Linked DNA regions of Mus musculus: regions 1, 2, 3, 4, 5 and 7 are each linked to region 6. Evidence: chromatin loops called from intact Hi-C (ENCODE). Cell type or tissue: heart. All regions are shown on one strand.

Region 1 (4,000 bases), 300 kb after region 6:
TAGAGGGCAGAGTTTGATATTGAGTATGGCAGGTCTCCATCTTATTTTTTGAGATAGGGTCTCTCCTTTAACTTCGAGCACATCGACTGGCCAATTTGCTCCAGGAATCATCTTCCTTAGCACTGGGACCACTGTGTGCCCACCCCACCCAGCCTTTGAGTGGGTGCCAGGGATCCGCCTGCATATTGAGTGAGACATCTTCTCAGACCCCTGAGCACACATTTTAATTAACTTTATCATTGTCATGTGCAAGACAAAATATAAATGACCAGTTTGCTGCCCGGACATGACCAGGATAGAAGATTCCAACTGCTTTGCTGATCTGAACTAATTACTTTCCTGTTGCTGTGATTAAATACCATGAACAAGGCAACTTACAGAAGAGCGAGCTTGTTTGGGTGTTTAGCTCCTGATACTCTTGCCTCTAGTGCGGAGATTATAGGTGCTGGGTACCAACTTGGGCTGGTTAATTTTTTTCCTGGGCTGGTTTATTTATTTATTTTTTAAAGGTAAGGTCTCGTTCTGTAGTACTGACTAACCTGGGACTATCCATCTTCCTGTTTCTACCTCATAAGTGCCACCTGGCCAGTCTTAACAATGTTTTACCTCCTTTTTTGTCTTTTTGGAGTGAGTGCCTCTTTACTTAGCCCAGGCTAACTTGAACTTTGGATTCTCCTGGCATGGAATCAACTACTGGCATAACAGGCCTATGCCAAAGCTACTCGTCCTAAATGTACTTTCTTATTCTTTTTTAAAAATTGCATATTTTCTTTATGTACACTTCAAAATGTTATCCCCTTTCCTGGCTTCTCACTCCCAGAAACTCCCTATCCCACCCCCTCCCCCTGCTTCTATGAGGGTGTTCCTCCACCCACCACTCACTCCCACCCTCAATTCCCCTACATTGGGGCATCTATCCAGCCTTCATAGGATCAAGAACCTCTCCTCCCATTGTTGCCTGACAAGGGCATTCTCTGCTATACATGTAGCCGGAGCTATGTGTACTCCTTGGTTGGTGGCTTAGTGCCTGAGAACTCTGTTGGTTGATATTGTTGTTCTTCCTATGGGGTTGCAAACCCCTTCAGCTCCTTCAATTCTTTCCTTAACTCCTCAATTGGGACCCCCAACCCCCTCAGTCCAATGGTTGACTGTGAGCATCCGCCTCTGTATTTGTAAGGCTCTGGCAGGGCCTCTATATACAGCTATATCAGGCTCCTGTCAGCAAGCATTTCTTGGCATCTACAATAGTGTCAGGATTTGGTGACTGTATATGGGATGAATCCTCAGGTGGGACAGTCTCTGGATGGCCACTTTTTAAATTCTTACTGGCATAGCTCAGGCTGGCCTGGAACTCACATAGATCGTCCTGCTTCTACCTCCTCAGTACTGAATAACCACATTCAACTTTAAGTTGTGTATTTTACACCAAGCCCATTAGAAAAAAAAAAAAAAGACAGACTATTATAGGATATCTAGTTTTAACAGAAGTCAAATAAATCCTCTTTTAGATTCTCAACATCAGCGCATTTGGAGCCTTTGCTTTAGACTGGGTCACTTACAACTTAACGGCCAAATGACAATAACATGGCAATAGTAACTGGACATCTGTTATTTATTAGAAGCCACATGTTTATGTCAGGCATTCTGATAAGTAATTTATGTCTTTAATTTCCAAAACGCCTTCCCTAGGTAGGTAGGCATTAAGAAAAAGAAGGCACCAATTAATTTATGTATGTGCGCTTCTGTGTGCATGCTACGACATACTCGTGGAGATCAGATGGCAACTGGGTGATAACATTCTTTCCTTTCACCTTACGGATCCTGGGGATCAGACTCAGGTCGTGCCGCCTAGCCACCATGTCTGCTCAGAGGAGGCATTTTTATCCCCATTTTACAGACGAGTAAACTAAGTTTCGTTGTAGTTACTGGCATTTCGTGGCAGAGTCGAGGCTAGGATGGTTTCCAAATTCTCCACCCAGCGATGCAGCAAACACCAGGGAACGGCGCACACACTAAAAAGAAACCGACGGCCACTACAGCCACCTAAAGAGAAGCATTAGGGGCCAGGCGCAGAAACCGGAAGGTGAAGGCGCCACCGGAAACCAGAGTACAGCTTCCGGCGGTGCGCAGGAAGTAACTCTTCCGCGCGTTGCCAGGTTATAACGTAGAGGGGCAGTAGAGTTTGCTCCGGTCTCGCGCACGAGGTGCTCGTGTCCCGCTGCCCAGTGCCCGCAGTGAAGATGTCCCACGCATCCCCGGCAGCCAAGCCCTCCAACTCCAAGAACCCGCGAGTCTTCTTTGACGTGGACATCGGCGGGGAGCGAGGTGAGCGGCGCGAACGGCTCAGCGGTTCCCTCGCCCGGGGCCTCCCTGCTGCGGTTCTCCTTGGCCCGCTGGCTGTTCGGCGGCTCGGGGCCTGGGATCCGGAGGGGGATAGCAGCCTAGGTCCCAGACGGAGCGAGCCCTGGCCTCCACGAGTCCAGATTGCGCCCTCTCCCTTCCGGTGGAAGTTTCTGGAAATTTCTACTTCTACTTTAGGGATCGTGGCGTCCCTATCGTTTGTCTCTTTTTGATCGCACTTCCCTGCAACCTTTGCATCACTACTTACTATAAAGTGAAATGATTTGACGAGTAGTGGTGGATAGTTCGGTATGCTTCCTGGATATGTGCCTGGGGGGCTCAAGACACGCCACGTGCCTCTTGGTACACGAACTACATTGGGAGCTACCAGATCATTTTCAAATTAGAGTGACTTTCGTGCTTAGTGCTTTTTCCTTATTACTGATTATAGTAGCAGTTTAAGTAGGCGATCGTTTGTGCTGTTTTGGCATCATGGAATTGAGCACTATGTCTGTATGGTTACCTAGGATTCAGAGCTAAGAAGCCCTAAGCCAGTGGCTTAACCGGTGGGTGGAGGAAACTCCTTGGAGGGTGGGTTGTTAAACGACCATTTCACCGAGTTGCATATCAGATATTTTCATTACTAATCGTAACAGTAGCAAACTTACAGTTATGATGAGGAACTATATTAAAGGGTGGAAGCATTAAGAAGGTTGAGAAACACTGTCATAAGCCCTCGTGTTGCTTTGTAACTCAATTGGGCTTTTCTGAAGCATGTTAGAGTTGTAGGCCAGACCTGCTGGGATGGGTACACACACGGGTATATATGCATTCACTTTGTTTTGTAACAGATTTTATTGTTAACTGTCTCTTGGATTCTTGAGAAGGGAACTGTTTCAGAGGTTACAAAAGGCAGTTTCCATAGAACACAGAGTGGACTATGTCTTCTGTTAGTTACTTAGCGATTAGAAATTCTGAGTGCAGGGCCCCTGAGATAGGTCAGCAGGTAAAGGTGTCTGCCACCAACCCTGAATCCCAGCGATTGTCCCATGATCTCCACACTACATGCCTCAGCCTCACACATAAAATAAAATTTTTTTAAAAATATTTTTTAAGGATTTATTTATGATTATATCTAAGTACACTGTAGCTGTCTTCAGATGCCTTCAGAAGAGGACATCAGATCTCATTTCAGATGGTTGTGAGCCACCATGTGGTTGCTGGGGTTTGAACTCAGGACCTTCGGAAGAGCAGTCAGTGCTCTTAACCACTGAGCCATCTCTCCAGCCCAGAATAAAAAAATTTAAAAGTCTGAATATTATTTAAGTGATTTAGGGTTTTAAATCCTTTGTACATTAAACCATGTTGTGCTTCCTAGGCAGCTAATCGCCTGGATGCTGTAATTAGTTATAATCTTGTGTTGTTTCAAGTTTAGATCTACGAAGCTTTCCTTAGACTAAATAGGAATCGTAGAAAAATGACAATGAGATGACAGTGACACGGATCTGACAGTTCCGTGTTTGGGCTTATTTTCAAGGGAGATGAAGTTTGTATGCATACCCGAGGCACTGCAGCGTTATTCACAGTAGCCAACACACACAGCACCAATCTAGTGTCTGTCAAAGCATGAGAACATACACCGTGCTGTATACACAGTAGA
Region 2 (4,000 bases), 81 kb before region 6:
GCAGTATTTTATTATAAAATAATATAGTTCAATATAATAAAATAGATGTAAATGTTAATGCCCATGATATAAAAATAACATTTAAAAGGTAGAAGGTAATTCCTGTTTTCCCAAAGTGCTAAACTGTATGGAAATTACTTCACCTTTTAAAAGCTGAAGCAAATGCGGGGAGTGACACACCCGTGTTTCCAGCATTCAGAAGGCAGAGGCAGGAGGACCACTGCAGGTCTGAGGTCAGCCTGGAGTTCCAGAACTGTGCAGATTACAGAATGTCTCAAAAGTGAGTGAGTGAGTGAGTGAGTGAGTGAGTGAGTGAGTGGATCTAACTAACCAAAGGAACAGACCCACCACGGCAGTGCTCACTCTTCTCCAAATCCTGATTCTCCAATGAAAGGTACTAAATGACAGGCTTGAAATCGACACCAGAAAGAACTAAAAAGACTGGTCAAAACACTACGATTTTCAGTCTTCTATTGAAAATACAGGGGACAAAGCGGACACCCAGTGAAAATTCATTTAAACAGCAGAGTAAACAATATAAAATACTGAACTAACAAAGCCAGCCAGACATTCCACGGGTTCTTCATGCTGTCATCATGCCAACGGAAGTCACCTGAAAATGAACTGGAGCACTGCACTAGGAGTCATGAAGTTAAGTCTGAGGACATTTTCTCAACAGCTCTGATGTAAACTGCATATGTATTACAATCAATCAAATCAATGAAGCAGCTACACTCTGCAGAGGGACGCGGCCAAGGGCTTGAGGAACAATCACATTTAAACAAGTAGTCAAACCCGGACACTGACTTGGACGCTGCTGTGGGGCCGTGACTTACGCACTGTAATTCCACCCTCTCAGGAAACCTCTTCCCCCGGAGTAACTCAGCTCTCAGAGGTCTTTCAGAGGTAACCTGCACACACCTAACCCAAAGCCCCAGCTGTCTGTGCAAACTGGATCTGAATGCATCACTCATGAGCATTACATCAGGGTCTTCATTCACTTGGCAGTTTCATAGAAAACTGAAGGCAAAGATGCCTACAATAAACATGCCAGCTTGCAGGTGAACAGTCTCACCTATACTAAAGCTAATTTGTTGAACGTACCATGATTACTTTTTCAAATAAAATCTTACTTTGGGCACTTTGTTTGTCTACACATAAGCATGTGTTAAAAGTCTTAAAACTTTGACAAAGAGGATGTCTCAAAGTAGCAGTTATACATCTCTAGGTGAAGAAGGAAAGGAGAGCACGTCTTTTTCCAAGAGAGACAAAGTAACTCAATATAAAATGGTAGATGAAGTATACGCTGTGATTTACAAAGACTACAATGTAAACTAAAGGCTTGGCCACTTGCAGAAAAGAGAAACTAGGTATATGCAATTATTGGAGGTGGAGAAGAGGCCAAAGGAGAAGTCTCTCCATGATGGGAGAGCTCAGACAGCTTACAGTCTGTAAGCAGAGGCAGGAAAGAGGCATCAGAGATTGGGAGTCACTCTGCATGGGGAAGGAGCTGTCTTCCTGCTGGGGGCAGGAGAGAGACCGAGGCTGTAGACACAGATGGGCAGACACTGGAGAGAAGGAGGTAAAGCCTCAGGCCACATCAGGAAGAGCAAGCAGAAAGAGAACAACAGCAATGCAGCAGTACCTGCCCTAAAACCAGAAAGCCAAGCAAGCAAGTAAACAGACTGCACTCGGCTGAGCCTCTCCAAACTGCACATTTACAGATTTAAATGAAAAGGCGTTAGCAAGACTGAAGAGGCCCCACAGCAGCTGTTTCACAGAGGAACAATTTCCTCTCCTGAAATACAGAGCTAAGCCCTTAAAGTGCTATGAAAACTTAGAAATCTAAGCACTTAGTCAGATCTGCACGTGGAAAAAAATCACGGAGGCACAGATGCACACACTGAGGATCTAAACATGTGTGTGTGTGTGTGTGCGTGTGTGTGTGTGTGTGTGTGTGTGATGTGTGTGTACATTTTCTCCAGTGGCTGACTTCTTGATAACTGTCCCATAAATTCAAATGGTGAGGCTAGCCAGCCAATTAGGAAAAGCTAGAGTAGAATGGCATTAAGAACTCAGTCAAAAAAAAACAAACAAACAAACAAAAAACCCAAACTTCAGTCATAGTGCTGCACTGTGAGACAGCCTAGTCTAAGAATGTCTCAGCAAATTCCTAGTTGATGGCCCTCCACTTACTTGATGGTATGCTGTGATTTTTCACTATTTTCTTATAAGGGTTTTTAATGTGTACCTCGTTTCTAGTTAAATTTTTTTTTTTTTTTTTTTACCTTGCGTGTATGATACACAAGCATGTGTGTGCACATTCATGCATGCAAATGCAGCATACACATAGGCCACACAGCACAAGTTCTGGTGTTTGGCCCTGCCTTCTGCCTTGTATGGAACAGGGTTTCTTTGTTGTTTTGCCTGTGCATAGCAGGCCAGCTGGCCCATCAGCCGCTGGGGCCTTTCCTGTCTCCACCTCCATCTGGAAGTACGAGTGCAGGAACTACAGAGGTGTACACTAAAGTGTCCAGTCTTACAGGTGTTCTTAATTTGAACTCAGGCCTTCACACTTACATGGTCAGTGCTCTACCTGCTGACTCACCTTCCCAACCCTCAGATTAAAATGTTACAGACAATTCTAAACTAAGGTACTTCGATAGCTGGCTTTCACTGTCATCTTGATAAAACCCAGAAGACACTCTCAGTGAGGAATTTGCTACATGTGGTTGGCCTGTGGGTATCTGTAGGCAGCGTTCTTATGTGGGAAGACACAGCCCACTGTGGGCGGCACCAGTGCCTAGGCAGCGAGTTTTGAACTATACAGGAATGGAGAAATGGAACCATGCATGAGCAAATAAGAGCAGCCCGTTAACTTCTCCCTGCTCTTGACTGAAGCTATGTCAATAGTTAACAACAAGTTCCTGGCACTGTGACCTCCCCACTAGGATGGACTATAACCTGGAACTGTGAGCTAAGATAAACTCTTTCTTCCCTGCGCTGCCTTTCATGAGGGTATTTATCACAGCAGCCGACAGGTCGCTCAGCCTAGGAATTTACAGTGTTCACCCCAGGTTTCCCCAGACAGTAAAATAATCAGCATGTTATCGGAACAAGGCAGTTGAAAGGACCAACCTGAAAGTGGTTTCTGTGTGTAAATGTTCAACTACTTTGTGTAACTTATTTGTTTGCAGGGAGGGTGTCATTCTGTAACCCAGGCTAGCTTTGTTCTTGCTCCTTCCCAATCTCGGCCTCCCCAATGCAGGGGCTAAGGCCTTAGCAACCATGTCTGCAACTACAGCTCAGCCCTCAAAGGCCTCCAATTTTTGGAGGAAAAACAAAACAAAACAAAACACTATTTTATTGGAACTACAGCTCTAGCTCTAATTTCAACATAATGTAAATGGGGACCAGTGGTACATTGTTGACTTATATGAAAACTGTGACACAATAAGAGTTATGGCATCACTGTCATAAGGAAAACAAAACCTTAAAGCAACTAAAACCTTGAAGGACCAAAACACAACATAAATTATCAAAGCAATGCTGATAATAAGAATGATACCAGCTGCTAACACTCCTGTGCCTTCTTTAGAGGTGTAAACACCCTCTGAAGGGAAGCAAGAGCCCTCAGAAGGGCACATGTCCTCGGAAGGGGTGCCTCTGCCCTCAGTAGGGGTGCACACTCTCTCAGGAGGAATGCAAGAGTCCTGAGAAGGGGTGCCCATTACCTCAGTAGACAGATGCATGCACCCTGAGTAGAGTTGCCGATAGAAGGACCATGTATATCTTACTCTGGAGAAATAACACTATTGTTTCCATTCTATAGAGGAAGAGAATGTAGTATAGTGCTGGATCAAAAGAAATATGTGCCTGGCGAAATTATTAAAGCCATTGCACACAAACATAGCAAGGAATATGGCTAGTCATCTCCTGCTCATAAATGTAAAGTCTGAAAGTCTTCAATATTTATTCTTTTAAGATTTTATTTTATGTA
Region 3 (4,000 bases), 76 kb after region 6:
GAGAAAACCTGTGTATGGAAGCCAGGAATACTGCAGCACTCCCGCTTTGTGAAAGGGTGGCCATTACATATGACTTTTGTTAGAAGCAAATAAGCACCAGAAGCCTCTAGGAGAAGGGCAGAAGCCAGTGTGATGGGTGAAAGAGGAAGGGGTAGAGGAGACCCCAAGTGTATGTGCAATTGTCAAGAGTATTGCTCCATTAGCCTGAGTTTCAGCCCTACTTATTCATCTCTTTTGCCCTGTGAAACTGTCACACTAATAGTTATGTCTCAAATCCAATTATTTTAAAAATAGAACATGACTTCACACAGAATTGCCGGTGGTTTCCTGTTTGAGGAAAGAACGAGACAGCTCTCCTGCTACACACACATTTGGCTTAAGTCTCACGACTTCAGTCCACGAAGGAAAGAGCTCAGATTTCCGAAACGGGATTCACAGCGAAAGTGCATACACAATAATGAGCCGAGATGCCAGATTGGTGAAGCTGCATTCTATTTGTTGATATTTAATTTATTTTATACTGCACTCATCCTGTTGGCGTAGTGTGTAATTTGCCTTGATTCGTTTGTGTTGTTGCTGGAATCTGTGAACAGTGTTCAACTTCTTACCATAAATCTCTGACCAGGGACAACTAAATAAAATAAAAATAGAGACTTACAAGGCTGGGGCTGTAGCTCAGAGGTAGGACACTTGCCTAGCACGATCAATAATCTGAGATCCAACCCAGAAACAGAAGGAGGAGGAAAAGCAGGAGGCCGAGGAGGAGGAGACAAAATATTAACAACTTAGTTGGAAATTATTTTCTGATGGGATACAAGAAGCCATTTGAAGTAAACTTCTGGCTTTTCTAATGACACCTGCTGAATTTTTTTACCCCGGAGGACATGGTACTGAAAGACCAAGAGCAGTGAGCTTATATATTTAATATTTTTCTTTGAACGCTTTTCTTTTTGTAAGACACATTATTAGTTTTAAAAAAAAAAACCTAGGCACCACACCAAAAGACCTTACCTTGGGGTGCCTGCATTTCTAAATTAATCACTACACCTTAAATTGTTGACCTAACCATCATTGATCTGATTCGTTGCCATGGAGCTGAGAAGCATTGACCCAACCCTTGGGAGAGGATGTCTAGGACAAGCTTGTTTGCTTTTGTCTTTAAAGAACAAATAAATCCCTTTATTATACAAGCCAAATTATCTTAATTTTCTCAAATGGGTGTTTTGTAGGTTTTTTGTTTATTGTTTTTAAGATTTATTTATTTTTTGTGTGTGAGTGTTTTGCTTGCATGTATGGCTGCGTACTGTGTGCATACTTGGTACCCATGGAGGTTAGAGGAGTCCTTTTGAGTGCCTGGAGCCAGAGTTGCAGATGGTTGTTACAGCTGCCACGTGGGTGCTGGGGTCAAACTTAGATCTTCTGCAAGAACAGCACATGTTGTAACCACTGAACCATCTCTTTATTCCTCCTCACCTTGTAAACTTTATAAGAACATGGTCCAAGCTGGGCAGTGGTGGTATACACCTTTAATCCCAGCACTTGGGAGGCAGAGGCAGAGGCAGGCAGATTTCTGAGTTTGAGACCAACCTGGTCTACAGAGTGAGTTCCAGGACAGCTAGGGCTACACAGAGCAACCCTGTCTTGGAAAAAACAAACAAAAAACAAACAAAAAAAAAAACAAAAACAAAAACAAAAACAGAACAAAAACCCAAACCAAAAACACTGTCCAATCATGGAGAAACACACTAATTGTGTGATTAGTTTAAATGAATAAAGCATTCCTTGGCTGACATTATGTGCTGGACAGTGTGTTAGCAAATATGAAGAAACACAAAGTTTCTACTGAAGAAGTGACGACTAAAAATCAGATATTAATTTGAGCTTTTCCTCCTAACCTTCCTAAATACAATGTTCTTATCAATGTACAGTTTTGAGATAATAATACTTATTTAATATGAACCCAGGCACTAAAATTTTCCCCTAGAGAAAAGAATTATCTGGGAGAGGAAGATGTTGAGGTGAAGACACACAAACAAACAAACAAACCTAGTTTGTTTTGGTTTTTTCTTTTTTCTTTTATTTTTTTGAGACAGAGTCTTGTGTAGAGCCTTGAACTCACTGTTTAGCTGAGAGTCACCTTGAACTTGTGATCATCCTTGCTGGGCCTCCTGAGTGCTTGCGGTACAGGCACGCTCTACCTTGCCTTAACTGTATGTGGAGTTGTGTATACGTTGGACAGGCACTCTCCCAACACAGCTGATGTTCCAGCCTCTCCTCTTATCTTAACAGCCAACCAAGTGCACTTTCTCTTTTAAAATCTGAAGTCCCAAGCACTTTTGTTTGTTTTGAGACAATTGGCTAAGTTATCTGGCTGTCCTGGAACTGGTAGAGATCCTCCTGACTCAGCCTACCAAACGCTGTGATTTAAGCTGTACACCTCCATGCTTGGCCTTCCTAAGTATTTTTAAAGGGCAAAGGAAAGCAGGAGGAAAAACCCCTAAGATCATCTAAGTAAATGATTTTACATCCTCTATGTGACTTTGATTCCTGTGGGCCTACAAGCCCAGATGTGGTCAGGCTTCCAGTGGTGCCTCTGTTCTCCTCTCAGGGTCCACACAGATTAGAGTACTGGGAACTCACAGTCCCAGGACACTGTACACCTACCATGTGACCTTGGACAGGATGTCATGCCTCAAAGCACCTGTTATTATCTGCAATGAGCTTAGCATGAGCTAAGCACGCTAGCACATGCTGAGCTCTGTATACATGTTGGCCTGTCTGTCATCTGACACCTATTACTAGTGACTCAGGTAAGCACCTGATTATCAGGCCTGAAGATAGGTGATTTGTGATGCTGTTAAGGACGCCACAAACCCATTCCTTACCATATGATCCTAAGAAGACTAAAGGAAAACAGGCTCCATTAAAATATCTTAGGAGAGAAAGGCAGGTTTTAGAATCTTGGTTGATAGAAATCCTACCATCTTCTAGTCGGATATCTTTAGGTGTTCAAGGTGAGACATCTTCTTACAGGCAGCATCTTGCTTGCCACTCTGGGTTCATTTCCCGTCCTTCTTTTCTTCCAGGGGTCAGGATGGGGGGAGAACCAGCATACACAGAACCCAGTGTGCTGCCTGTAATCCCAGTCAGTTTCATTCACAGTGAGAGATAAGGAACAAAATGCCTCCTTGTCTTGCTAGCCCCGGTTTCTGGCAATTATCTCAAAACAGGTAGATCCTTTCCCAACACCTACTAAAAGTGTCAAAAGGGCTTCATTGACCACGGTTATTGCCTTTTAGTAAAACATATCCCACAGATCATCTGTCAGGGATAGACTGCCAACATTTTCAAGACTATTGATATTGAAGGAGATGTCAAGTCAGCAAGGTGGTTAGATCATTTATTTGGGGTAACACTTTCCAAAATAAGATAATTTGGGGGAAGTACTCAGTTGCAGGAAGTACAATAGCAATGCACCATGGTTGAGGATTTATTGTTTTCTCAGTATAATCTCTTAAATAAAATTGTAAACTTTATTGGAAGTCAAAATACAGATGTTGGCCTCGGGAAGCATCACAGAGGACAAAGGCACTTGTAATCAAGCCTGAGGACTTGAATTCCCTCCCAGGAATGCAGGTGATGGAAGGAGAGAACCTACCTCCACATGCTGTCCTCTGAACTCCTTGCACAGGCATGCACACATATGAGTGAACAGATGTAATAAAAAGAAGACCAACAGGTATTAACTCCCTATCGGTTGGTATAGAAAGGATTCATTTGACTCTTGCAGCCTATGGTTTTAGCTTATTAGCCTATAATCTTGTCCATCTTACCCTAAGAGCCAGTTAATCAAAAGTGTGTGTGTGTGTGTGTGTGTGTGTGTGTGTGTGTGTGTGTGTGTGTGTGTGTGTGTGTGTGTGAGAAAGAGAGAGACAGAGACAGAGACAGAGACAGAGACGGAGAGAGAAGATGCATTTTAGGATCTGTCAAAATTGGAGGC
Region 4 (4,000 bases), 65 kb before region 6:
CCTTCCCCCACTGTACGTGACCCTGGGATGTGACTGAGAACATATTTGTGAAGTGTACTGGCTAGTTTTGTGTCAACTTGACACAGCCGGAGTTATCACAGAGAAAGGAGCTTCAGTTGAGGAAATGCCTCCATGAGATCCAACTGTAAGGCATTTTCTCAATTAGTGATCAAGGGGGGCGGTCTGCTTGTGGGTGGGACCATCTCTGGGCTGGTAGTCTTGGTTCTAGAAGAGAGCAGGCTGAGCAAACCAGGAGAAGCAAGCCAGAAAAGAACATCCCTCCATGGCCTCTGCATCAGCTCCTGCTTCCTGACCTGCTTGAGTTCCAGTCCTAACTTCCTTGGTGATAAACAGCAGTGTGGAAATGTAAACTGAATAAACCCTTTCCTCCCCAACTTGCTTCTTGGTCATGATGTTTGTGCAGGAATAGAAACCCTGACTAAGTCACAAAGTAATAAATGCACAGGGCATTTCGTAGCAACACAGGGCACATACCATGCCCCCCAAAAAGGTAAGTTTATCTAGGAAATCAGAACGACTACACCTCTGCCAGCAGAGCTAACGTGCTCCAGAAACATTTACATACTCAGAGTTTTTACAACATATTCGTTTCATCTGCAAGCATCTATATAACCCCTAATGGTCAAATGAAATATTTACAAAGCTTATTAAAGGGCCCAAACAGTTTTTTGCTTTTTTTTTCTGTTTTGTTGGTTTTTGTTGGAGACAGGATCTCACTATGTAGTCCTACCTGTCCTAGAACTCATTCTGTAGACCAGGCTGGCCTTGAAGTCGTAGGGATCCACCTGCCTCTGCCTCCTGAGTGTCCTGGTATTAAAGTGTGCACCACTACACCTGACTTCGAGTTTTCTGCTTTTTAAATTCAGGCTTTTAACTACCATTGTTATTGTTATATAATTTTGGTGTCCCTGTAACTGAGTATGTACTCTACCACTGAGCTAAATTCACTAACCCTTAAATCCAGATTTTTATTATCAGCTTTAAAGTGAAATGTGACCCATGTACAGTTTATCATCTGTAATCACTATAGCTCCAAATGGCTTGGTTGGAAAGAGGAAAAGAAGAAAGAAATTCTTGATTTTTTTTCAAGGCAGCCACCTAATTTTTCCTCCAATATAGACCAACTAGGAACATATTTAAGGCTGGCAAAGCTAAACAGCATACTGCAAGCTTCCCTCTGGCAACCCAAGAGTGTCATATAACATAAAAAACGGAATTTCCTTCTGCTGCTGAGCATTCAGGGGTCCCAGCTCTGGCATCCACATACAGACGCACATATCCTTCTTAGAACCCTGCACGAAAGCCATTAACTATACTTGAACCCACAGACTTACACACACACACACACACACACACACATTTACATGTTAGTCTTTTAGATGTTTAAAATGCAAGTCTCAAGCTGCACTGCAGACGCTGAAACTCTCCTCTGAAGATGCAGTCTACCACCATTCTCGGATACTTTTTCATCTGAAGATGATAACTGAAATCCAGGGTGGTATATGGTTTCTTCTAAACCTCTCTACTAGGAATAACACAGTTTTAAGGCACCACTAAGAAACTGTATGGCCCTGCATCATTCAGTTCACAGAGCAGCAGCCGCTCTTTAAACACCCTTGCTAGCATTATTTCCCAAAACACACCCCACAGAAGCTAGTGCAATACTGCATACATCATGTCTGAGAGATCCACAGAGCACACTGAAGTCATACAGGAAGAGTCCAGAAACTTCTCCATTGCTAGGAAGGGTGAGGGTACCTACCCCAGGCAGGGCGTGTTTGCACCTTCTAGGGGCATCAGTCAAGCCTCTGGCTTGCAAGCTGCCCCGCCCCACACCGCATTCCCCATTCAGGGAAAGCACCAACAATCTCTTCACCTTTTCCTTTCCTCGCCATGACCAGGGAGGAACCTGATAAAGTCTGTAAAACACACTTCTCCCAAGTGAACAGTGAGCAGGCGGTGGGAGTGTGTGTGTGGAGGGGGGGGGGTACAGAGAAAGAAGAGGGTGTCGTCTCTGCTGGGGTACCATGTGCTTTCTCCAGCACTCTTGAGAAGGGTGGGGAGAAGACAGGAGAAACCGGCCTTCAGTATCATCAGAGAGCTTTGGGAAAGGCCTCTTAATGGGCTCAGACAATCCTCAAAATGGCCACAAGGTGGCAGAATGGATCAACAGCCCTTTCTTGGGACTCAAAAAAGTAAATATATATATATATCTGGTCACAAATTCAGGTCTTTGAGGATCATGAAGAGAACAATGGTTTTTGTCGTGCCTCTGCTGGGGGACACTTTAATACCCCCCCATCTGATTCCCAGCACCCCTGCTGGGTGATAAAAGGGATTTTAACCAGCCTCTCCACCTGCAGGGGCTGATACAGCCCAGAGCAGTTAGAACAAAAGCCGAGGTCACTACACCACAGAGGGGTTTCAGGACAGCACACTTAAAAGTTAGGAATCCAGACCACCAGGTCTTTAACAAATAGCTTAAGTATCTATTTTAAATATCTATTTAAACCACGTGAAAGCAAAATACTGTTTTTTCAAAGTTACTAATTAACACCCAAAAGAAAAGCAATCCTCTGGGGTGGTGATTTCATTAAGTCCACGTGGAAGGTGAGGAGGCGTGGTAACCGGGACACCTAGCTGAAGTCACCTACCCTGAGGCCCAGGTGTATCCCAAGGCTTATCTCAAACCTCGGATTTTTATGACACGTGGGTGAAGAGCAATGTTCAGGTTGCTCTGTGGTTAAAAATTCCTTGGATATTTTCCACAGAAAAAAAGCAACCTATGCATTTTCTTTTTAAACAGGGGTATTGAAAGCATACAGGGCTATCAAGATGGGTCAGAGTGACTGTGTGCTCTATTCATGCCTGACTACCTGAGTTCAACTCCCAAGACCTCCCTAGAGATGGCTGGAGACCCCACACTCCACAAGGTGTCCACATGTTCTCTCCCCAACATGCACCCACTCAGACAATAATAACACGGTGTTTTTAAAGTAATCTTACAGTAATGACTGCCTCCTTAACGCGGGAAATACAAACTGGACTTCAGGATTGCGAAAATTCACCCTTGTTCCATTCCACTTGAACTTGGTGTTAGGGACCTGAGACCAGTCAGGTGTCCATCCAGAGGAGGCAGAGACAATGAGACTCAGGGAAGTCTCCCTCTCCAAGGCTTGCTGAAGGAAATGCAAGCGCTAAGTGAGGTGACTAAAGGAAGCCACAGGAAGTTTTGTTTACAAACTGTGCATTGTTCACGTAGGGAAAATCGTGTAAGCAAGTTGTTTTCACTTCTGAAGATTAGAATTTCTCTTCAGAAGAAAATGTACATTTTACCAGAAATTCATCCCGTGGACAAATGACGTGTTCAAATCAATCACTGCTTGTAAGAGTCTGTGCTTACCTTCAGCACAGTGTCTTAAACACCAGCAGCCAACAGCTTCCCCAACCTCTTAGGGAGAAAGCAAACTTCACATCCGATACCTTCATTTTATAGTGTTTAATGTCTCAGCTCGTAAATTGGAATTTTAATGTTATGAGAATAAATTAACAGAATTGAAAATCTATCTGCATTCAACTGTGCTCTCTGTCACTAAGTTCTCACCGGTTGATGAACAATGATATTTTCAGTTGACATTTAAACATCTGAATAAGCACAACCTCCGAAAAGGTCAATCAGCTATGTACACACAGATACACACACGCACACACTCACTCCAGTGAGTCCCGGTCAATCTTTACTGTTTAACAATTAACCAAACGCCAACTTCCATCCAGCAGTTAAAACACTTAGCTGGCTACACTGCCAATCTGGTCTGGCTCTGGTTACCTGTGGAAGACCTGTCTGGGATCAGGTGGGCTAAAGGGGCCACTGAATTGCCACCTCTCCCAAGAGAACCGTGTCCACACCTCATCCATAGGATGCCTGAGGTTTCTCACAGTCCGTCATCTAACCCCAGAGGTTTGATCAACGGCCCTC
Region 5 (4,000 bases), 330 kb before region 6:
ATTGTGGCTTTTACGTACATATTCCTAATATACACATGGCATTAAGTGCTTTTTTATGAACCTGATTGATGTTTCTTGTATCTTTTTTTTTCAAGAACTCTCTATTCCTATCCCTTTCCAACTTTTAATTAAATTATTTTCTTGCAGTTTGGATTCTTTAGACATTTTGAATACTAATCACTTATGAGATGTATAGCTTACAACTATCTTCTCACACTCCTTGTCTCTTCACCTTATGACTTATTTACTATATGAGCTTTCCAGCTTGATACAATACAATGGTCGGCTCTACACTGCCTAGATCAATGGCACAGTTCCACTCTATCTTAGTTACGGTTTCTATTGGAAAACACCATGACCAAAAGCAACTTGGGAGGAAAGGGTTTATTTTACCTTACAGCTTGTAATTCATCATCCAGGAATATCTGGGCAGGAATCTGGAGTCAGGAGCTGATGCAGAGAAATGGGAAATGCCGCCCACTGGATTGCTCCTATGGTTTGCTCAGCCTGAGTTTTTTTATAACACCCAGGACCACCAGCCCAGAGGTAGCACCACCCACAATGGACAGCGTTCTTCCACATTGTCACTGATTTTCAAATGTCCTACAGACAGCCTGTCTTCTAGTTTTTGTGGTTTCAAATCTATATTGATATTTTAATTATTCTGAGTTAATTTTTGTTAGCAGCATAAAGATCCTACTTCATCCTTCTACATACAGTTCCCCAGTTTCCCAATCCCGCCCTTACTGAAGAGACTCATTCCATCTAACTACTTCAAAGGTCCTCGGAGGGTGGCACTGATCTATGTGTCTGTCTGTATGACGGCAGCACTCAGTCTTCATTACACAGACTTCATATTTTGAAACCAATGAGCATGAAATCGCCAGCTTTGTTCTTTTTGTTCAAAAACAAAACAACTCTGGCCCTTTTGGGACTCCATACAAGTTTTGGTATTGTTTTTCTTATGTCTAGGAGACGATGTTGGGATTTTAATAGATTGTGTTGAATTTGTAGATCACTCTGGGTAGGCAATATCCGTCCTTTAAAGCTGTGGACATAGAATAACTCTCTTATTTTCTCATTGGTGCCTTATGACCTCGGACACAAAGTTCTGACTAACTTTATCCCTAAACATTTCACTAATTTATTTACTTGTTTATTTTGCTATTATTAACGGAGATATTTTTCTTTCCTTCTCAGCTTATTATCAATGAATAAAAATTCCACTGATTTTTGTACCCTACAAATTTCCTGGGTTAGGTAATTTATGTTTTCCAGTTTTTTCATGGGGACTTCTACACATAAGATTGTGCCCTCATTAAACAACTTAACTTCCTCCTTTCCTTTTTACCTTTCATCTCTTTCCTAATTGGTCTACCTAGAACTTTTAGTACTGTTTTGAGAAGGGGGACAGTGGGCATCTTCACTTTGTCCCTTTTCTTAGTTCCTATAAGGCTGTTTAGGGCTTGTTGCTGAGCTGGGGGAGGTCTTTATATATTCCTAGTTCTCAATGCCGATAAGAATTCTGTTTGCAAATCCTGTCTTCCACCCATGATTACCTTGATACTCTGTTTATAATATTTTCTGGTGTGCATACATTTTCAATTTTAAGCCCAATTTACCTTACATCTTCTTCCATAATCATTCATAATTCCCCTGTCATGTTCTGGAAGTCACTGCTAAAACCAGCATCAAGGAATGAGCATATTGGTTGTACTGTGGTGAGCAGAACTCAAAGCCAATGGCAAAGGCTTTATCCCCATGGCTTTTTCCTAACTGTTTTATAGTTTCAAATTTTTGTCTCTGACTCATTACAACTTAATTTTTATATGTGATATAAAATAAAGGTTCATCTTTATGTGTGGATCTGTAACTATTTTCTCAACATCACTGTCATGGTTTGTATATGCTTGGCCCAGGGAGTGGCACTATTTGGAGGTGTGACCTCATTGGAGTAGGTGTGACCCTGTGGGTGTGGGCTTTAAGACCCTCATCCCAGCTTCCTAAAGCCAGTCTTCTCCTGTTTGCCTTTGTAACAAGACGTAGAACTCTCTGATCCACCTGTGTCAAGCCTGCCTGGACACTGCCATACTCCAGCCCTGATAATAATGGACTGAATCTCTGAACCTGTAAGCCAGCCCCAATTAAATGTTGTCCTTATAAGAGTTGCCTTGAACATGGTGTCTGTTCATAGCACTAAAACCCTAAGGCAATCACTTATTGAAAAGGTTGGGTTTTACACACTTACTAAGACTTTGACATGTTTTCTTAAGGCCCTGGTACTTTTGTTCCACTGTGATAAATTACAAGCAAGCTCCCTGCCCTTGCTTGCATGTCTTTACTCTGAAATTGCTAGTAGTGAATAAGGAAGCTGTTTTGACCTTCAAATGTCTCAAATTTGTGAACTTGGGTGGGTTATGCAGCTTTTTGGGACTCAGTTTTCTCATCTTGTAAATGGATAAGTGGCACCCATCTTGTATTTAGAGAATCACATTACAGAGTACATAATTAGTTGGGCTCAGTTCCTGACATTATCAGCTCCCATATGCTCAAGAAGCAATGAACCCCAGCCCTGCCCAGGCAGGGCCATAAGACAATCATACACTACAGAGCCTCCTTCTTGGACACAGGGAAATGCAACTGTAAAGACCAGGGATTAGTTTATATACTGCAGAAAAAAAATGTTTCTACAACCTTGCCCCTGACTTGTCTCATAGAAACTTAGTGTGACTCGCCCTCTCCCTGTCCCTTCAGCTCCTAAGTGACCCTGCATCAGTCCCAGAATGTATGAGAGGTTTGTTTGTTTGGGTTGGGGGGGAGTGGTGTTTGTTGTTTGTTTGTTTGTTTGTTTTGTTATCATTACTTGTACTCCACACCATCAAACAGCTTCCTGTTCATTGAGCCTTCGCTGTTTCACAAATACTAAACTCCAGAAACCAATGTCCTCTTGTGCATCTCAAGAACAGGCCTGGACACATGGTCTTGTAGATGGGGGGAACAACCCAGCATCCCTGGAGTCAACTTTATTTAAGGCAATTCAGACATTGCTGAGGCAGGGCAATGTCTCCTGTTGAACACTAGAGGGTAGTCTTTACCTTTCTGTGCAAAGTGCTTAGCCAGCAACCATGGATTTTCAAACCTGACATCACAGAGAAACACCATGCACATGCATGCCAAATCTACATCACTTACACAACAATTCTACACAACTAACATATATTTATATGTATCTGTGTGCAAGAAACAAACAATACCCATTAATACAAGCAAGCACAGAGATGTACAAACACACACATAGCCAAAGACATAAAAGTAAACACATTCTACAGACACTTAACTCACATCTGTACTCTGGGATGCTGTTTTTTACAACAAGGGACTGGAAGTCTGAGAGCTCATATATTCTGCATCATAATAGATCATAAAGTCAAGCCTCAAGTAAGACCGCATTGTTACAGAAACCATTATTACAGAAAAGCAAAATTATTACTTATCTTTATCCTAGCCATCTGAAGAGTACAACCAGCAAGCATGACTAATGCCAACATTAACAGACCAATAAATACATACTGGTTTTGCCAATGCAGTGTGAATTAAAGAGATGGTAGCAAATGAAACTCTAGTTTACACTTGAGCCCACTAAAAACAAAATTATATTTTCTTAACCAATGTTGTATAGCAGTGTCCTCTGAGGAAAAAACCCTACATCTTGGAGGAAAGCTTCTTAAGATATGAGATGCTTTCAAGGGAGAGAAACATTCTGTCCTGCAGATAAGCTTCTTGATCCAAGAAGTAAATAAGGTAAAGACTTCCAGGAAGTTCCTGAAACTGAACAGATTCACTGGCAGGTCTCTCATAAGCAGTAAGGATTGTTGAGAGACACTCTCGGAGAACCTGAGCTGCCTGGAAAGAGGCTCAGATCAGTTTATCTGCCTAAAAGAGACACTCCCCAGCCTGTTGAGCTGCCTGTAAGATGATCAGTGTTCCCCAGGTTTCTAGC
Region 6 (4,000 bases):
TAGCTAGCTGGGTATATAGTAACCCGCCCACTTTCTCACTGGGCCAAGAGTCCTCTGTTAGGTTGGTTTCTATATTCCACACCACTGGCGGGGGAACATAGTAGTCTAACAACAGCCTATTTACTTGGCCAATCCACAGGCTGTCCAAGTGGAAGGTGTGCCTCTTCCAGACTTATTTGGTAACCCACCATCTCTACCTCCCCACCCCTACACACACACACACACACACACACACACACACACACGCATGCACAGCCCTCCCTACCTGACAGTAGGTTCCACTGTTATTCTAACTAATCAACCTAGCACCCCATTTCACCCTCCCCATTTCTACACCAGGCCTCGGACATCACTGACTATCCTTGTTCGGTTTGCATGTGTAATTTCACTTGGCCATTTCAAACTCTGTTCTTGAAAAGAACTGAGAGATCGCGTGAAAGTTGCTTTGCCTACACAATAAACTGGCAGTGTCTTTTCAAGAGCAGAAAATGGGTATAAGTGACCGTTTTAACAAATAGAGATGATGAAGACACATGAAGGGCAGCTATACCACCACCAGAGAAGGGAGCAGATCAAAGGCGTGCATGCTCAGTGCCTGATAAAAACTGCCCTTTGGAGTAGGTACTTCTGAAGACGTGAAGTGAACGTTCTTATGCGATTACAGTCCATCTCCCAGGCTTGGCAAGTGTAATCTATATTCATATCCCACAAGTGACAGCTCCACCAAGCAAAAGGAAAACCATCAAGAACAACAGTACCAGGTGCCGTTCTTGGGGCTTGTCCAAAAGCAGCCAATGGAAGATTCGCTTTTATTCTAGTCTCTCGCCCATTAAATAATCATCATCAGAGATGGGCAGCACTTGGATTTGGACAGATGGCATCCCATCCCCAGACAAGCAAAGCAACTTTTGTCAAGTATCGGATCCTCGCTGTTTTTGCTGGCCCCAAGGATCTGTAGATCTTCTTTGCCTGCAGGGTTGGCAAGCAGGATCGCCTGTAGTCGCCATCCCAACATTTAGGAATCTACGTCATGTAGCCAGTAAGCAACGGAAATCAAACCACATTTTTTATAACACTCCTCCCTCGCTAATCCAATCTAAGAAAAATCAAATCTAACCCACCAGCTATCCCTCCGTTTAAAAATAAAAAAAAAAACCTGAGGATAAACAATTGTATAAACGTTAACCACTCATCTAATTTTGACCATATTGTGCAAACCGAAAGAATCTGCCCTGCGAAGAAGACGGAGTCGAATACGCCTGTTCTGCACTTACATCTACAATTGGAATGAAAAGCGCTGGCCTGTCAACTTTTTCCTTTCGATGGATAACAACATTCCTCTTTCAAGAAAGTAAAGTAGTAACTAAAGACAGGCTTTCACTTTACAAGGCCCACCTAGGCCAGTCAGTTCATCGCACAACCCTGCAAGTTCCTGCTTACAGCTCATTAAACACCCCTAAACTCTAAAGATGGGATACATGCAAGAGAGTAACTGAGCCTGCAGTCAGGGTGACAAGAGTACCCGGCCGAGAGGAGCTGAGACCTGACCCCAAGACTCAACCCCAAGGAGTGTGGCCGGAGAAAGGCATACCCTATAGACAACTAGTCCCGCAAAGGCGCAGGCAAGGTCAGCTACGGGGAGCGCAACGAAAAGGACAGCAGAGGAGAGGGCAGCAATCGCAGAACAGTCTGAAAAGAATGCCCTTGGAAGTTGGGGCAGGGAAGGTCCTGGATGGGGGAAATGGGATGCTTCCCCAGCAGAGGAGTGCCGGGGCACTGGAAGGGCGCAGTCTGCAGACACCAACCCCACGGCGGGTGGCGGCGCGTCTCACCTGGGGGGTCCTCTCGGCGGGGTTCTTCATCACCGCTTGGCGGAAGCTATTATCCACGTAGGACGCCATCTCCCCCTGCGGGGCGCACCGGGTCCGCTCCACACACTCGCCGGCCTCCCGGCCCAGCGCCACTGCCCGAGGCAAACCAGCCCAGGCGCGGGGCCGGGGCGCAGACAGCACGAAAGGTCCGTGCAGCCCGGAGCTGCCCTCCTCCTCCTCGCGGCTTGCTGTCCGTAGACTCGGACTCAGCGACTGCCCGGCAGCGCTCCCGATCGGTCGCGGATCGCGCTGGCCCCGGCGGGCCGAGTTATTTTTAGGGAGGTGCAAGCGACGGCGGGCGGAGCCTCTCCGGCGGGGCCCTGGCTCTACCCGCTCCGGCCGCGCTCGCTCTGACGCGTCCCGGGTCCTCGCGCGCCGGTCGAGAGGGAGGGCCGCGCGCTGAGCCTGGTGAGCCCGGCTCAGGTCTGGGAGCCACCGAGCCCGCTGGCCTCGGCCGCCGTGGCCGCGCCGCGCCTCCGTCTACTGTCGGCCGCGCCTCCCGACTGCTGCTGCATCCCCGCGGGCCGCGCAGCTCCAGCCGCCCGCCCCCATCGGCGCCTGAGCGCGGCTGCTCCCCGCGCGGCCCCCGCGCTCTAGGCAACTTTGTGCGTCGTCCGTGCGGCGGGCGGGCGCGGCGGGCCAGACACGGGTCCCCGGCGGGCGCGAGGCCGAGAGCGGAGCGCGCAGCCCCGCCAAGCGTCTGCTGAACGGCGACCGCCTCCTCTTCCCCGCCTCTTCCTTCTCCTGCGCCTCGGCGGCCGCCGGAGCCACTCTTCAGGGAGGAAGCGGCCTCCGGGGCTTGTTGCTTTGTGCTGCAACCATGGTGAGGAGTGAGTGACGGGCCGGGGGCCAGTCGGAGGCCGCCGCATCATCGGGGGCGGAGCGCCCCGTGGCGCCGGCCCGCCCCATCGCTGGCCTGGCGGGGCCGCGCCCTCGCTGAGAGCCGCGTTCTGCCGGGGCCAGGTGCGGTGGGAGCCAGGACAGCCGGGGCTGTTGCGATCGTTGATCCCATAGCTGAGCGGCCGCACCCCGACTCTCTGGCCTAGACCCCACATCCCAGGCCTTGCGGCACGTCTCCCGCCTCTTCCCGGGCTGGAAGCTGACCCCACCCGGGAGAGGTCCCTGTGAGGACTCGGCTGCAGTGGCAGGTCTTCCCAAAGCTTAGGGCTGACTGGGATTTTGCTTCGGTGGCAACATTAACCATCCTTGGATTCTGTTTATTTGTAGTGACTGCAAGGACAACGTTGCTCTCCTACCTTCCGCGCTCACTGACATCTAAACCCTTAAATGACTCCTGCGTTAGTCAGGTAGGAATGTGGCTTTCCAACTCCAGACCTGGTATCACATCGGACAAGAAAACACCAGGTCAGCCCGTTGTAATCTAGAGGCCAAGACAGCAAGTTCTCTGACATAATCAAGAATGAATAATCCTAGGTCGGACTTTGCCTTCCACTGGGCAGAGCACCTTCTCAGGATCGCGAGTTTCCAATCCAGACTTGCCCGGTACAAAGCCCATATTAGTGTGTTAAGATGTCCCTGCTCTTGGGAGTTCATCCCTTCCTGACCAGGCTTGAGGTGTGCAGCGTCAGCCTCAAAGAAGATTGCAGTGTTTGAAGTCTGTGTGGAGACTAAAGACAATTGTTATTCAAACTTAAAAACCTTTTTTTCAAGCATATTTTTCGATATCCAGTTTATTATTGTAAGCAATTGGGACAGGCTGTCAGCTAGTAGGGGAGGAAGTCCTTAAATTCGCCAGCACAGCGCTAAACGGATTGCATAACTTCCAAAAAGAAAGGATCTGCGGGGGCCAAAATTTAGAGAACTGAGTCTAAGTTACAAAGTATATCTAATAAGTCCGGTTTTATTGCTTTTACAGCAACTGCTTCCTGCTTTATCTGAAGTCCTAGAGCAGCAACTTGAATTCTCCAGGCTAAACCTCCACTTCAAAAGCAAAATAACAGAAAAAGAGAATTTTAAACCCAATGATCTGCAAAATACATATACCCGACATTCCCCATTTGGAGTCTATGCGACATTTCAGAGTGTGTGTGTACAAATCTGGTTCCACTTTTCTTGTCCCAAACATCCCCCATCCACAGCCTTAAATGTCCCAATTAATAAGACACCAT
Region 7 (4,000 bases), 210 kb after region 6:
CTGCTGACTCACTAATGAACAACGATGCTATAATACATTTAAAATATTGATGGTAATGACATTCTTCCTCATCAAAACCAGTAACTTCCTTCCCTACAGCACCCTGGTCTCTAGCCTTAAAAATCCTAGGGTCATCATACAGGACACTCTTTGACCGCCTTACGCAGGCCATCTCCACATAACGTGTCACTTTAAACTGCAAATCTCTCCCCTATTGGCCACTAAGTAGGTCACAATCATATCACCTTCCATTTCCTTATTTAAGTGTTTGCCTGGAATGGAGCCCGGGGCCCTTACCTTTTCGATTGCACCCTTCAGCCTGTTCATGTGAGATTCAAACAGGGGGAAGTGGGAGAAAAAGAAGTCCTGGAAATCCCGCTGGGCGGCCTCTCTCTCACACAGGGAAAAGATGATGCTGATGGCGATCTTCTTCCTTCTAACCATAGCTGGATTAGAGCTACACGTTTCTTCGGCCAAGCTAAATGTCTCATCAGTTGACCTGGAGGAAAATTAGGTTTGAAAAGCGGCCATGTATCACTGAGTCGCTGAAGGTAAGCTGTCTTGTCGTGGGGTGACACTCAGAATGCTTGTGCAGAATACCGAGAATTCAGCCGGCCAGCCATCTACCTCCAACTCATTCTCTTACTCCTTTATCAGGAAAACCAAGAGGATATGCACTTACCAACATTACACGTCTTACACACCACCCACCATCTTACCATCCAAAGCAGCTCAGACGGAAGCCAGTGGCAGCTTAAACGTGTGACTCTCACCCTTCTGATTGCACTGAGGAGTGGGAGAACACAGGGTCTAGCTAGAGAGGCACTCGTGGGGTAAAAGTCTTTGCTGTGTTGCACATGCCCAGTCACCTGAGCTCCATCTCTGAGATCCACTGAAAAGGCTCATGTGGCAGCACAGAGCCATGATCGAAGCATCCCCACTGCGAGTGACAGGCAGGGACAGAAGAATTGGTGGTGGGACACTCGCAGGCCTGCTAGCCTAGAATACGACACAGGAGAAACAAGAGAAACCTTGCCTCAACAAGACAGAAGGCAAGAACTGACTCCTGAAAGTTGTCCTCTCATGCTCACGGTGCTCTCTGGCACATGTGTGCCCTAGAATATAAAACAAACGAACCACGGAAACTCGGGTCCTTGTTTTTTAATGATAGGTAAGAACAGATGAGAGACTCAGAAGACGGGTCCTGTGGAATATTCATGCTTCGACACTCACTGGCACCATCCCCAAGGCTATTAATACCAATAGATGAAGTAACTCCTCTAAATGCTCCAAAGAGGCCATGTGATTAACTGACTGAGCACTCTGGAAAATCCGCTAAGCAGAAAGGCTCAACTCTCTTCTAATATGGTCAAAAGGCTCTGCTTCTGTAATAAAAGAATTACAGAGCCAATAGCTTCTTAATACCCGTCTTAGGAATAATACAATTACGCTTTAACCATGACTCTTATTTAAATGCTATGAAGAGTCACGAGAGCTACCACAATATCTACTAACAGCAAGAGGGAAAATAAGAAAAAAAAAATTGTTTTGTTCTACACCAAAGTAAAGGCCAGAGTATACTGCAAATTAGTATAACTAGCCTGTCACACAGCAGCACGTGGCACATTTTCTTTGTCACCAACTATACCATTTTTAGGGCTCTATTCACAGTCTGCAGTCTCTTGTAAGTTTTGAACTATATGGGATTTTACTAACACACGCACTAACATTTACTAACATACGGCCAAAGCTGCACGGTTAGGAAAGCAATGTTAAAAAGAAGGCTCTGAGGTGTCTGTTTCTGCTCTCTCTATCATCCCTCAAGATCTGGGATGAGGGTGTAGGCCATAAGGTCACTCCTGATCTGCAGGTGTGGAAACACACCAAATATCCTAATAAACCACCAACTCTTTTCTCTGAGAGATCTGCCCATCCTAGTGACAGAAAAAGCTTGGAGAATCATGCAGACTGTCACAGATTTTCACACAGAAAGTGACCTGCTATTTGAAAAGGCTCCTACTCTTGTTATAAAGTCCCTGTATTAAAAGCTTGTTCCTATGCACCAGTTTATTTCTGTTACACAAATAGAGATTCTAGCCAAGTGTGGTGGTGCACATCTGCAATCCCACCAACTCAAGAGGCTGAGGCAGACAGGCTGAGGATATAGGTTTGAACTCAAGTCCAAGGACAGCTTAACAGTGTGATCATGTAAAACTTGCCTCTTTGCTGAATGTTCTATTTCTCACCTTTCTCAAAAGCAAAGCACTCGCATCCTCCTCAAGCCACTTGGACTTTCATGCGCAAACTGTGGCCATCGCTGGGCTGTCATTCACCTCCTTCTCTCCCTCTAAACTACGTCACCACAGCTATGAGCTTTAGCACGGCAGAGAGTGCCACCTGCTGAATGCTGTAAAGCTTCCCTGGCTGAACCGAGGCCACATCTCACTGTCTCCATCACACATCTCTTCGAGCATCTAAAGCCACTGGACTTTAGTGTGTAGTCCTGGATCAGCTCTCCACAGTGAAACAAACCAGTGTCCTGATTATCTTTTAAGTATTATTCCACAACAGAGAATGCTTGGGAATGTTTCAGAGAACCAACTGTATAGCCAGATACTTTTTCATCCTCTCTCCAGGTCCATGTGTGCTGCACAAGCTGTTTTGGAGTACACAAACTGAAACAGCGCTTGCTTGGGGACAGAAAGCTCTCTGGCAACGATTGTAGAGTTATAACCCAGGATGCAGGCTCTTGGAAATCAACAGTGACCAGATGCTCATCCTGACTGACCCATCAGCTCCAGCTCATGCTACTGGATGCTCTGCGATGCACTACAGGGAAGATCCGGAAGCACTCAGACCAGTTAGTGGGTTTTAAAACATGAGCGCACATGCATGCGTGCGCGCGTGCACACACACACACACACACACTCACACCATGGCTACTCACTTAAGCCTTTCCCATCACACAGAGGAGGCATGGAATTCCATACTCTATCACATGAGAGTGTGGAGTACAGAGTTAGACCCTATGTCAACAAAGAAATAAGTAAATGAAGCTGTGTTTTGTTACACTTAAGAATATACTCTTATATGTAAGTACCTCAAAATCATAATCACTCAAATTTATAACTATCATCATTTTAGCACATATGAATAAACTATAATCGATATATCAGAGCTGCCAAGCACAATTACTGTTGAGGTCAGATTTGAACTTACACTGAACCTATGAAACAGATAGTATGATGAGCCTAAGAATGTCCCACTGGCAACTTTGTTCAATTTAATAACTAGAAGGCTTGCAAGGGGCATGTCTCCATGTCTGGCTCCTTTGGGATTCGGGTGTTTCTCCCTAAGGGATGAAATGCCCGAGGCTCCTCAGCCCCCACAGGTATCAGAGCTATTGCTAGCTGCAGGATACAAACAGGTGTCCAAATAACCCAAGCTTGCCACCTAGCACGATGAAGTCAGAAAGGAGCCAGCCTTTAGATTTACATCATCCTTAACTACTAACTCTCTTTAAGAAGAATATTCTACTTATTTATATTAAAATTAGCTTTCTTTTTTCAGATACGGTCTCATCCCATAGCCCTGGCTGCTTGAAACTTGCTACATATACCAGGCTGTCCTCAAATACATCTGTCTCTGCTCCCTGAGTGTTAAGAGTTGAAGGTGTATACCACCATATAGGATAGGAAGGGTGTTTTTAATTACTGTGGACTTCCTTTCAAAGCCAGAAGCTTTTGATGCCAGGCTCTGTTCCAGTGGTAATGTGTACGTGCACTCTAGCACTCAGCCGTGAGAGGCAGTGTGTGTGCACACCAGCACTCAGCCGTGAGAGGCAGTGTGTGTGCCTGTACTCAGCCGTGAGAGGCAGTGTGTGTGCACTCCAGCACTCAGCCGTGAGAGGCAGTGTGTGTGCCTGTACTCAGCCATGAGAGGCAGAGTGTGTGCCTGTACTCAGCCGTGAGAGGCAGAGTGTGCCTGCACTCCATGCTCT

Evidence for each region. A loop is a pair of places that touch in the nucleus more often than their neighbours do. Peaks named below come from ENCODE experiments on the same cell type or tissue, not always from the same donor. Only the 100,000 strongest peaks of a DNase experiment are listed, where the experiment ranks them.
Region 1: a loop joins it to region 6, with 2.8 times the contacts of the local background. A loop is called at or near these places in 12 of 42 quality-filtered maps.
Region 2: it touches region 6 in a loop (4-fold over the local background); 4 of 42 quality-filtered maps call a loop at or near these places.
Region 3: it touches region 6 in a loop (1.9-fold over the local background); 2 of 42 quality-filtered maps call a loop at or near these places.
Region 4: a loop joins it to region 6, with 6 times the contacts of the local background. A loop is called at or near these places in 21 of 42 quality-filtered maps.
Region 5: it touches region 6 in a loop (4-fold over the local background); 4 of 42 quality-filtered maps call a loop at or near these places.
Region 7: it touches region 6 in a loop (2.1-fold over the local background); 3 of 42 quality-filtered maps call a loop at or near these places.

Annotation. Positions count from the first base shown.
Region 1 is chr3:79,589,233-79,593,232 of GRCm38, forward strand. It overlaps Ppid (peptidylprolyl isomerase D (cyclophilin D)), which reads left to right and starts at 2,105. Exons shown (of 10, transcript NM_026352.4): 1 at 2,105-2,325. The coding sequence starts at 2,241. In heart, CTCF peaks have their summits at 2,169 and 2,372; a DNase peak (open chromatin) is centred at 2,159; H3K4me3 peaks cover 2,107 bases; H3K27ac peaks cover 1,730 bases.
Region 2 is chr3:79,203,754-79,207,753 of GRCm38, forward strand. It overlaps a transcript of Rapgef2 not described here. Among named protein-coding and RNA genes, the nearest start is that of 4921511C10Rik, 7.2 kb to the right of the region's middle. In heart, a CTCF peak has its summit at 1,519; DNase peaks (open chromatin) are centred at 1,538 and 2,428.
Region 3 is chr3:79,360,529-79,364,528 of GRCm38, forward strand. All of the region lies in intron 1 of Gm17359 (predicted gene, 17359), which reads left to right. Among named protein-coding and RNA genes, the nearest start is that of Gm17359, 17 kb to the left of the region's middle. In heart, no CTCF peak of the experiment used is centred here; no DNase peak of the experiment used is centred here.
Region 4 is chr3:79,219,665-79,223,664 of GRCm38, forward strand. All of the region lies in intron 1 of 4921511C10Rik (RIKEN cDNA 4921511C10 gene), which reads left to right. It also overlaps a transcript of Rapgef2 not described here. Among named protein-coding and RNA genes, the nearest start is that of 4921511C10Rik, 8.7 kb to the left of the region's middle. In heart, CTCF peaks have their summits at 2,171 (motif pointing right) and 2,372; DNase peaks (open chromatin) are centred at 67 and 2,157.
Region 5 is chr3:78,955,920-78,959,919 of GRCm38, forward strand. No RefSeq gene overlaps it. Among named protein-coding and RNA genes, the nearest start is that of Gm38542, 22 kb to the left of the region's middle. In heart, no CTCF peak of the experiment used is centred here; no DNase peak of the experiment used is centred here.
Region 6 is chr3:79,284,632-79,288,631 of GRCm38, forward strand. It overlaps 6430573P05Rik (RIKEN cDNA 6430573P05 gene), which reads left to right and starts at 2,224. Exons shown (of 2, transcript NR_165170.1): 1 at 2,224-3,178; 2 at 3,748-4,000. It also overlaps a transcript of Rapgef2 not described here. In heart, a CTCF peak has its summit at 2,053; DNase peaks (open chromatin) are centred at 2,140, 2,690 and 3,390; H3K4me3 peaks cover 3,588 bases; H3K27ac peaks cover 2,243 bases.
Region 7 is chr3:79,492,979-79,496,978 of GRCm38, forward strand. Fnip2 (folliculin interacting protein 2) reads right to left here. Exons shown (of 17, transcript NM_001162999.2): 9 at 298-499. Among named protein-coding and RNA genes, the nearest start is that of Gm36442, 17 kb to the right of the region's middle. In heart, a CTCF peak has its summit at 2,396 (motif pointing left); no DNase peak of the experiment used is centred here.